Linked DNA regions of Homo sapiens: region 2 is linked to region 1. A link is an interaction called in ENCODE POLR2A ChIA-PET data of the cell type or tissue named here. Cell type or tissue: PC-3. All regions are shown on one strand. Each heading gives the region's core, and the rest is flanking DNA. Links, peaks and the distances in the headings are about the cores only.

Region 1 (5,383 bases), core at 272-5,271:
AAGCTGGCACTTGATCTGGATCTCCAAGGATGGGTAGGAGTCTTTTAGGAGGAAAAGAGAATTCTAGGCAGAAGGAATACATGTAAGGGACAAAGGCAAGGAATAATGTGGCTTATTTGGCATAAAGTGTGTAATTAGATCTAAGGGAAGCACAGGTTGGTGAAGAGAAGGGGTATGGGAAGATAAAGTTTAGAGAATTGCCTCTTTGGTTAGTTGGTTATTTGTCAAATTGAACAGTTTGGACTTGATCTTTAGAGCTGTGGAAAGCCATGAAAGTTTCTATGTTTTATTTATTTTATTTTTTAGAGATGAGGTCTTGCTCTGCTACCCAGGCTGGCATTCAGTGGCATGATCATGGCTCCCTGCAGCGTCGAACTCCTGGGCTCAAGTGATCCTCCCACCTCAGCCTCCTGAGTCATAATAGTTTTTGAAGCAAGAGAATGATAGCCCTTTACTGAGTCTTTCCTTGGATGTGCATGTGTTTGCTGTTCTTGGCTTTTTTTTTCTTTCCCCAAAATAGCTCAGGAGCTGCTTCCTCCAGGAGCCTCTCCTTGATCACCGGGCCTCCAGGCTGAATGAGATGCTTCTCATGGACTTCCTCAGCCAGGACTCCTCTGTCTTATCACTTATCTACTGCTTTGTTACTCTGTGTTGACCCACCTTTTATTCTAGTTTTTGTCCACCTAGAGGTCAGGCACCATGTCTGACTCATGTTTGTAAGCCCCATGCCCAGCACAGGGCTTGCCCCAGATCAATGTGCTCAGTAAATATTTGCTGAAGGAATGAATGGGAGGAGCTGGGTTCCACCTCAGTGCTGAGACAACATTTGGGGCAGGTGTAGTGATGGGGTGATTCTGAGTAGTGTGCATTTCCTCAGTGGTGCTGGAGTAAGGAGTGAGTGTGTGAATGGTGGGGTGACCATTAGAAGGATGGTGACTCAGGGTGACACCGAAGGTCTGTTCCTGAGTGACTCTAGGTCTCTCTTGCAGATGGCTTCAGTGACAGATGGTAAAACTGGAGTCAAAGATGCCTCTGACCAGAATTTTGACTACATGTTTAAACTGCTTATCATTGGCAACAGCAGTGTTGGCAAGACCTCCTTCCTCTTCCGCTATGCTGATGACACGTTCACCCCAGCCTTCGTTAGCACCGTGGGCATCGACTTCAAGGTGAAGACAGTCTACCGTCACGAGAAGCGGGTGAAACTGCAGATCTGGGTGAGTCCCGGGAATCTTGGGCAGGATTTTCCTGAGAAGCGGCTGGCCTGCCAGTACAAGGGCTTAGAGGTGGGGCCAGCTTGGAACTTCTGGGCCTTACAGCATCAGGCATTAATGCTGTTTCAGGTGTGGCCCCTGGGCTACCCTCTGCTAGTTTTATACAAGTTTGCTCTCCTCCAGGGGTTCAGTTGCTTCTGCTGTTTAACTATCCAGGAGGTTTTATGTTGGCTTGTCTAAATGAGTGACCAAGAAACTGGGGCTTGGAGTTAGAGACTTGGGTTCAAATTCTGCTTCTACCACTTACTAGTCATGGAACTTGACTGAATTGCTTAACTTCTCTGGGGCACCCTTTCTCCTTTGGGGATTGTAATAGCATCTACATCATAAGGCTGTTGGGTCCTTAGGTCCTTGGCTTAGTTCCTGGAACATAGTAAATGCACACTAAATGTTAGCTAAGGTATCAGTTATCTACTGTCGTATAACAAATCACTTCATAAGTTCATAGTGCCAGACTGGGCAACATTGTGAGACCTCATCTCTCAAAAAAATAAAACAAATTAGCTGGGCATGGTGGTGGGCTCCTGTAGTCCCCATTACTTGGGAGGCTGAGGTGGAAGGATTGCTTGAGCCCAGGAGGTCGAGGCTGCAGTGAGCCATGATCATGCCACTGCACTCCAGCCTGTGCAACGGAGCGAGACTCCATCTCAAATAAATAAATAAATAAATAAATAAATAAATTGGTAGTGTCAAACAACAATAATAATTCATTATCTCATAGTTTCTGTGGATCAAACATTTGGGAGTGGTTGGGGCCTCTCATGAGGTGTAGCCAGATGTTGGCTTGGCTTGCAGTCATCTGAAACATACACTGGAGCTGGAGGATCTTTTTTTTTTTTTTAAGACGGAGTCTTGTCCTGTTGCCCAGGTTGGAGTGCAGTGACATGATCTCAGCTCACTGCAACTTCCGCCTCCCGGGTTCAAGCGATTCTCCTGCCTCAGCCTCCCGAGTAGCTGGGACTACAGGTGCCCGCCACCATGCCCAGTTAATTTTTGTATTTTTAGTAGAGATGGTGTTTCACCATGTTGGCCAGGCTGGTCTCGAACTCCTGACCTTGTGATCCGCCCACCTCGGCCTCCCAAAGTGCTGGGATTACAGGTGTGAGCCACCGCGCTTAGCCTGGGGCTGGAGGATCTTAAGACTGCACACTCACATGTCTGGTGCTAGCTGTTGGCAGAAGGCCTTACTTCGTTCCCATTTGGCCTCTTAGAGTGTCTTCACAGAGCTGCTGAAGTGTCTTTATTTGCATAGCAGCTGGCTTTTCCCAGAGTGAGAGATGTAAAAGGCCAGAGGAAGTGGCAATGTCTCTTATGAGTTAGCCTTAGCCTTACAGCGTTCTGTTGGTCACTGATTCAGCATGGGAGGAAACTACACAAAAGTGTGGATATTGGGAGGAAAGTATCACTGGGGACCATCTTGGAAGCTGGCTGCCACAGCTACTATTATTATTAGTATCTGCCAATAGTACTAATAAATTATGCACATATTTTAGATGATATAGCAACATGTAGATCATATAGTTTTCAAAAATGAATTAGTACCTGGATTGGAAATTTTGAAAATTTGTGATTTAAAGTATTTAAAACATGTATTATTATTATTTTATTTTATTTTTTTCGAGACAGAGTCTCACTCTGTCACCTGAGCTGGAGTGCAGTGGCACTATCTTGGCTCACTGCAATTTCCACCTCTTGGGTTCAATCGATTCTGTTGCTTCAGCCCCCCAAGTAGCTTCAATTATAGGCGTGTGCCACCACGCCTGGCTAATTTTTGTATTTTTAGTAAAGATGGGTTTTCACCATGTTCACCAGGCTGATCTTGAACTCCTGACCTCAGGTGATCCACCCGTGTTGGTTTCCCAAAGTGCTGGGATTACAGGCGTGAGCCACCACGCCCAGCCAAAACGTATGTTATTTATTATCTTTCTATTCTGCGTGTTAAATGTACATTAATACATTATGCATATATCTTATTGGGGCAGTCTGTATGTAGTACTTTTCTTTTTACAAATTATTTCCCATATACTATCTCACAATTAACACTATGAAGTAGGTACTACTTTAATACACTCCTGTTTTGCAGGATAAGAAACTCAGAGATTAGTTAACTTGCCTTAGGTCAACAACACTGCTATAAAGTGGGATTTCAACAAGATCTTCTGATTCAAAAGTATGTGCTCTTTTCTCTACACTGTGCATCTGAGGTATTATAGAGTTCATATTTCCCTTCATGATAATGTCAAATATTATATAGGGATAAAAGTTCATTTTGTTCATTTGCTCTCTATTAAAGGCATTGAGGAGTCAGAGATCATTAGAAATAGAAGAAGCTATACGGGTCGTCTAGTTCACTGATTCCCAGACCCATGGCATCAGCATCACCTTGGAATTTGTTAGAAATGCAAATTTTCAGGCCCACCTCAGAACTATTGAGTCAGAAACTCTGGTGGGTGAGTGACAACCATCTGTGCTATAACAAATTTTCCAGGTGGTTTTGTGGCTGGCTAACATTGTAGAACCACTTAGTTTAACTAGCTTGAGGTGAAAGTCAACATGCATTTACTAAAAGCACCTATTAGGTGCCAGGTGCTTTCACTTGTGTTATTTGATATCATCCTTACAGTTCCATGCACAGGGGGATGTGAGAGCACAGAATATTTGGGGCATGGTGAGCAATACAGTAAAACTGGATCAAGGTTGTGAAAGAGCAGAGAGTGGGTGCTGAGAGAAATTTGCTGGAGAGGCTATAGGTGGCAGATTGGGGGTCAAAGAGATCTTCCACAGCAAACAGAAAGTTCTTGTCATCGGTCAGAGGATTCATGCTTGATGATTCCTTAGGGAACTGAAGAAATTATTAGAGCTTACTTTTAATCTTTGAACATAAGATATTTTTTACTGATATTTACTATGTGGATTGACAGAAGTGTCTTTGTTTGACCCCCATATCAGATGGTCAGATAGCCTACACTCAAAAAATCTTGAGATAGGAGGAGGCATTGTGCCCTTCTGAGGGGTTGACAGTGGACTGACTCACTTCTTTGTTTATGTTCAGCCAATTGTGAGCTTTTGTGGTTTTCTTGTGCCTGGGTAAGTGGATTTATTGATTACATGGTCTAGTTTTAACTAAATGAAACCTCATAATGGATATGTGGCTTTTAAAGAGTCCTATAAAGAAACCTCTGATTGAAGACTATGCTAGAAGATTATAGTGAATCCAAGTGAGCATAAAGAAAATGGCTGAACTGGTGTTTTTCCAACTCCCAACACAAGTTCATTGTCAGCCACGTTTCGAGGTAAAATCAATGATAATCTAATTAGATACGACATAGTCAATCTCCCATCCAAGTACTAACCAGGCCCAACCCCTCTTAGCTTCCGAGATCAGATGAGATCGGGCGCGTTCAGGGTGGTATAGCCATAGATGACATGGTCAATCTCATTGCTTTTGCTGAAGGAAAATTAGCAAAGGGTTTTTATGTGTGTGTATGTGCTTTTATGCAGCAAAAATAAAGTTTTCTGGACTATTCATGAATACATTAGATTTTAAACATTTAAATATTGTTTATTTTAATTTTATATATTTTAATATCTTGTGTATAGAAGTAGACATATAGATATATAATCTAAAGAATACACATATACTGTGTGTGCTGTACCTACATTTTTCTTACTTAAAGGGATGTAAGTTGGAGACCACCACCATAGGCACTGGGGAGCCATAGAAGGGTTTAAACAAGTTAGATTTGCATTTTAGAAAAATTCCTGGCTTCAGTTTGAAGGGTGGATGGAAATGAGGCAAAGAAACCAGGGTTTTGGATCCAAACTCATCAAATTGTATACATTAAATAAGTGAATTTTTTTGTGTATCAATTATACCTCATAAAGGCTATCTAAAAATTAATAAACAAATATAGTAGTGACCAGCTATAAAAGAAAGGAAGCAAGCAAGCAAGCAAGGACTTGGGTAAATTATATGGGGCTGAACTAAGTGTATTATTCTGCTCTGGCTGCCATAACAAAATACAATTGAAATTAATTTTCTCACAGTCTGGAGACTGGAAGTCTAAGATCAAGGTGCCAGTAGGGTTGATGTCTGATGAGAGCTCTCC
Region 2 (5,383 bases), core at 163-5,162, 180 kb before region 1:
CAGAAGGGCAAATCCAGATCCCAACACTTGCCTTAGAGTGTTTGGCCTTAGTTTGTACACAACAGACAGAGATCTTCGTGAAGTATGTTCTTGATATGGACCTTTGAATGGTGCCAATGTGGTTTACAACCAGCAAACTGGGCGATCTCAAGGATTTGCTTTTGTGCATTTTTAGGGAATAGATGACTCAAAGGAGGCTATGGTAAGGGCAAACAGAAAGGAGCTGGATGATAGAAGAAATTCGGGTGGATTATTCTATTACCAAGACAATGCGCACACCTATACCAGGCATCTATATGGGCAGAACTCATAGTGGTGGTGGCGGAGGTGGTGGCAAAGGCGGCAGTGGAGGTGGTCACAGACGTCGAGATTCTTACTATGATAGAGGATATCATCGTGGATATGACAGATATGAAGACTATGATTACCGGTACAGAAGATGATCACCTTCTCCTTATTATAGTCGATACAGATCACAATCAAGATCTCATTCCTGCAGCCCAAGACACTATTGATAATGAAATGGTTGCAATGAAGGACATTTTTTTCCTCTTTATTTTCTTTTTCCTCTCCTTTTTTTTTTTTAATTCTGGATGTCCCTAAGCTTCTGATTCTTCCTAGTCTTTAAGAAAAAAAAATTTTTGGTTTATTTAGTATCTACATTATACTCCTAAAGATGTAATTGTTGTCATTTTGAGTAAACATCTTGAGTATAAAAGCAACCCTAGTGTTATACTCCGTAAACTTTTTTTTTTTTTGCTTTTACTAACATAAACTCCTAGCTAATCAAATAAGAAATTACCTTTTTAAAGCTTCTTTTGTGTTAGATATTGTATTAGAGATCTGCATTTATGAAGAACTCCTTTTTAAACTTTCTTTTGAGGAAGACAGTAACACATAAATTAGTTCAGTCATGTCATGTTTGGGGTGGCATGGAACAGTCAAGTAGTTAGGTGCAGAAAGTTTGAAGCTATAAAAGAAAATACTTGGACATTTCTTTTGAAGAATGGAATTTTTGAGCCCTAAAAATTAAGTCATTTTTTAGAGATAAAAAGCTTGCAGACTCCTATGAAAGATGTATTTAAAATACATCTCTTAAAACTTTGGCTAGGCACAGTGGCTCACACCGGTAATCCTAGCACTTTGGGAGGCTGAGGCAGGCGGATTGCCTGAGCTCAAGAGTTCAAGACCAGCCTGGGCAACATAGCAAAACCCTGTCTCTACTAAAAATACAAAAAATTAGCTGGGCGTGGTAGTGCGTGCTTGCTGTCCCAGCTACTCAGGAGGCTGAGGCAGGAGAATCGCTTGAACCCAGGAGGCGGAGGTTGCAGTGAGCTGAGATTGCGCCACTGCACTCCAGCCTGGGTGATAGAGCAAGACTCTGTCTCCAAAAAAAAATAAAATAAAATACATCTGTCAAAACTTAAAAACTAAAGTGTGATTTCTTTGTTAAATTTATTGAAGTTTAAGTATTCCCTTAATCAGTGAAGGACAACCCTTATTTATTACCTAGAGCAACTATATAATTTGCTGTTAGAAATTTTGGTATTGGAACTATGGATAAGCAGGTTATCATATAGTATAGAATCCTTAGAAGATACATGTGGGGAAAAGTAGTCTCCTTTCAAATAAAAGTTAATTTATTTGAAAAAATAAAATAAAAAGACCCAAACTACTGAATTGTCTGTCACAGAAAATATCATCAGTAAACAGGCTAATGCAATCTCAAACTGCACTAGAAATGTCCAGAATAAGGAGAGTGGGGATTATCATGTTCTATGCTATACTGATCAACTGCATGGTTCATTTCAACCAACATTCCCTGGACACCTACTATGTGCCAGACCACACTGAAATATTGTTTTCAATTTCAGTTAATATTACATATTAACAAACAAAAACACATTCAAGAGAAAATAAGAAAAATGTCTAAAAGGTTTTTATTCATAAAGAATCAAAGCAACTTAGAAAAATGTCATCAAGGCCGGGCACAGTGGCTCACGCCTGTAATCCCAGCACTGCAGGAGGCCGACGCAGGCGGATCACGAGGTCAGGAGATCAACACCATCCTGGCTAACACGGTGCCCGACTCTATGGACTATTCCTTTGAATGTATTGGTAATGTGAAGGTCATGAGAGCAGCACTTGAGGCGTGTCACAAGGGCTGGGGCATCAGCGTGGTGGCTAGAGTAGCCGCTTCAGGTGAAGAAACTGCCACTCGTCCATTCCAGCTGGTAACAGGTCACACATAGAAAGGCACTGCCTTTGGAGGATGGAAGAATGTAGAAAGTGTCCCAAAGTTGGTGTCTGAATATATGTCCAAAAAGATAAAAGTTGATGAATTTGTGACTCACAATCTGTCTTTTGAGGAAATCAACAAAGCCTTTGAACTGATGCATTCTGGAAAGAGCATTCGAACTGTTGTAAAGATTTAATTGAAAAGAGAAAAATAAAGTCCATCCTGTCGTGATGCGATGGGAGCAGCTTAACAGGCAGGGAGAAGCGCCTCCAACCTCACAGCCTCGTAGAGCTTCACAGCTACTCCAGAGAATAGTGTTATGTGTGTAATTCATGAATCTCTATAATCAAGGACAAGGATAATTCAGTCATGAACCTGTTTTCTGGACGCTCCTTCACATGAATAATTGCTAGCTTATTAATGAATATTTTAACATAAAAGTAATTTCTACCAAAAAAAAAAGAAACCCCGACTCTACTAAAAATACAAAAAAATTAGCCGGGCATGGTGGCGGGTGCCTGTAGTCCCAGCTACTCAGGAGGCTGAGGCAGGAGAACAGCGTGAACCTGGGAGGCGGAGCTTGCAGTGAGCCGAGATCTCGCCACTGCACTCCAGCCTGGGTGACAGAGCGAGACTCCATCTCAAAAAAAAAAAGAAAAAGAAAAATGTCATCAAAATCATCCTAACAATAAACATTTGCTTATTACATGTTGCAGCCATGGAGGTATGTCGCTTATATCAACCTTTATGAAATAACTTTCCAATAAGCTTCTAGGTGCACAGTTAGCTGACAGCCTCCTACTGCAGTCCCTTCAGGATGCCCAGCTTTCAAGCTGAAGTCACACTCTTCCTGGGCAGCCCCACCCAATGACTACTCATAACATAGGCACTAAGGCCTGGCCACTTCTGTCCAATGCAGGACTCCTTTAATGAACAATTTTTGTTCAAGTCTTCACTGTGTTGTCTGAGACTCTGTCAGACCTGCATCGCACTCTGAGACTCTCCCTGACAATTGTGCCTCCTCTCCCTTTCCTTTCACGGAAGTCCTCTCCTACTTCATGTATCTCTTATAGTCCTGTCTCAGCAGCTGCTTCCTGAAGGACTCAAACTGGCACAGCTGGTACCAGAAATTGACTAAGAAAGCAGGAGCTAAGATGGGGCTTAGGAATTAGATAACTTACTGCCCAACTGACAATGAAGCTCTCATCCCAGGTGGTATGTGAGGCATGACAGGCCCTGGCACAAGCTGGTGGCCCAAGTGTTAACACGCAAGTTGTGACTTGGGAGAATGTTCCCAGAGAGGAACACTCAAACTGGTGTAAAGATTCAGATATTTGGGAAGGGGAACACAAAACATACAAGAATAGCCGGGCGCGGTGGCTCATGCCTGTAATCCCAGCAGTTTGGGAGGCCGAGGCGGGCGGATCACGAGGTCAGGAGATCGAGACCATCCTGGCCAACATGGTGAAACCCCGTCTCTACTAAAAATACAAAAAATTAGCCGGGCATGGTGGCAGGCGCCTGTAGTCCCAGCTGCTCAGGAGGCTGAGGCAGGAGAATGGCGTGAACCTGGGAGGCGGAGCTTACAGTGAGCCAAGATCGTGCCACTGCACTCCAACCTGGGTGACTCAGTTTCAAAAAAAAAAAAAAATACAAGAACAATAAAGTTGGCTAGCTGTTAGATTGCCCAGGCTCCCTAGAAAGGGCAGCTAACAAACAACTGAAAACTAAGCGTGAAGGTCAGAGGGCTCTTTGGTAGCTCACAAACAGGTCCTTATCACCTACGAAGGGAGGCAGTAAAAGATGAAGAACAAACTCAGGATGGCTACAGACCACTGCTTCACGGTGGCTGAATGCTCAGCCAAGGCAGGTTTGTTACGCCAAGGTCAGGATCCTGATTTGGAAAACCTAGAAGCCTGATAGACAGGTTACGGATAGATGGCTGCCCCCAAAGATTGTCATTTCCAAATCCTTTGAACTCTGAGTCTTCAGGGATGAGTTAGCACTCCCTGCTGCGCAGCAGCACACTTCAGAGGTCTGTCACCTGCAAGGCAACACAGGGGCTCCCTCAGGATCTGTCCCTATCTGCATTCCTAGATGCCATGATAATAGCTAGTGCTAACCCTGCCAAGGACATCTTGGACCTCATAAAGGAGAACAGAGACTATAATCCCCAAAAGAATGGCAAGAATTAGCCAGGGTACCAGCAGGACTGGCATAAACCACAGTGCTAGATTTTCAAGGTGCTTAAGCAAGCAGGAACATTAGACTGAGTAAGGTCAAGTTTACTGGTTGAGAAAGGGGCTGTCTCAGGATATGAGAATTAACACTGTGGCAGGGACCTGGGAGATGGCATAAACTTGCTGTCAGGGTGGCTCCTAGCAGCCTGGAGAAAATGATGGCCCAACCTAAGTCAGGCTGAAATGACTGAATTGACATAGCAGAGAGCAGAGGACAGGATTAAAAAGCTCAGGAAAGTGGGTATGATAGAGCTGTGTATACCATGTGAGGAGAGAAGACCATGCATCAAAGCTATCAGGAATATACTGGGGAGAGAGGCACCAGCATCACTAAGAAGTTCAGTGGTGGCGCTCCTCTAAAGGAAAGGCTCATTGATAGCAATAGGGGCCAGGTGGTGGCACTTAAACACCAGAAGCTAGTGAACTCTTACCATTATGATTCATGTTGAAAGACAGCCAATAAGACTTAACTTTCAGGGAGCTGTGGAGATAGTTAAGAGAATATGGTGCAGGCTGGGCAATGTGGCTCATTCCTGTAATCCCAGCACACTCTGGGAGGCTGAGGTGGGTGGATCACTTAAGGTCAGGAATTCAAGACCAGCCTGGCCAACATAGTGAAAACCCCCGTCTCTACTAAAAATACAAAAATTAGCCAGGTGTGGTGGTGGGCACCTGTCATCCCAACTGCTGGGGAGGCTGAGGCAGGAGAATCACTTGAACACGGGGAGGTGGAGGTTGCAGTGAGCTGAGACCACACCACTGCACTACAGCCTGGGCAACAGAGTGAGACTCCATCTCAAAAAAAAAAAAAAAAAAAAAAAAGAGAATATGGTGCCATAAGGAAAAAAACAGACAGATAGTCAAAATCAGTGCTGCTTAATATATATAATCAAAACAAGGCCAG

What was found. ChIA-PET counts read pairs that join two places held together with the same protein. Peaks named below come from ENCODE experiments on the same cell type or tissue, not always from the same donor. Only the 100,000 strongest peaks of a DNase experiment are listed, where the experiment ranks them.
Region 2: POLR2A ChIA-PET joins it to region 1 with 6 read pairs; 1 of 35 experiments calls an interaction of 5 or more read pairs at or near these places.

Annotation. Positions count from the first base shown.
Region 1 is chr1:51,972,724-51,978,106 of GRCh38, reverse strand. It overlaps RAB3B (RAB3B, member RAS oncogene family), which reads left to right. Exons shown (of 5, transcript NM_002867.4): 2 at 990-1,217. The coding sequence starts at 990. It also overlaps the pseudogene RNA5SP48. Among named protein-coding and RNA genes, the nearest start is that of RAB3B, 15 kb to the left of the region's middle. In PC-3, for the core only: no CTCF peak of the experiment used is centred there; a DNase peak (open chromatin) is centred at 756; H3K27ac peaks cover 1,312 bases.
Region 2 is chr1:52,157,313-52,162,695 of GRCh38, reverse strand. The region is part of intron 1 of ZFYVE9 (zinc finger FYVE-type containing 9); the gene reads right to left. It overlaps LOC107984956 (collagen alpha-2(I) chain-like), which reads right to left. Exons shown (of 5, transcript XM_047439476.1): 5 at 1,918-2,579. The coding sequence ends at 2,557. It also overlaps the pseudogene LOC100190934 and the pseudogene LOC724060. Among named protein-coding and RNA genes, the nearest start is that of ZFYVE9, 18 kb to the right of the region's middle. In PC-3, for the core only: no CTCF peak of the experiment used is centred there; a DNase peak (open chromatin) is centred at 3,115; H3K27ac peaks cover 384 bases.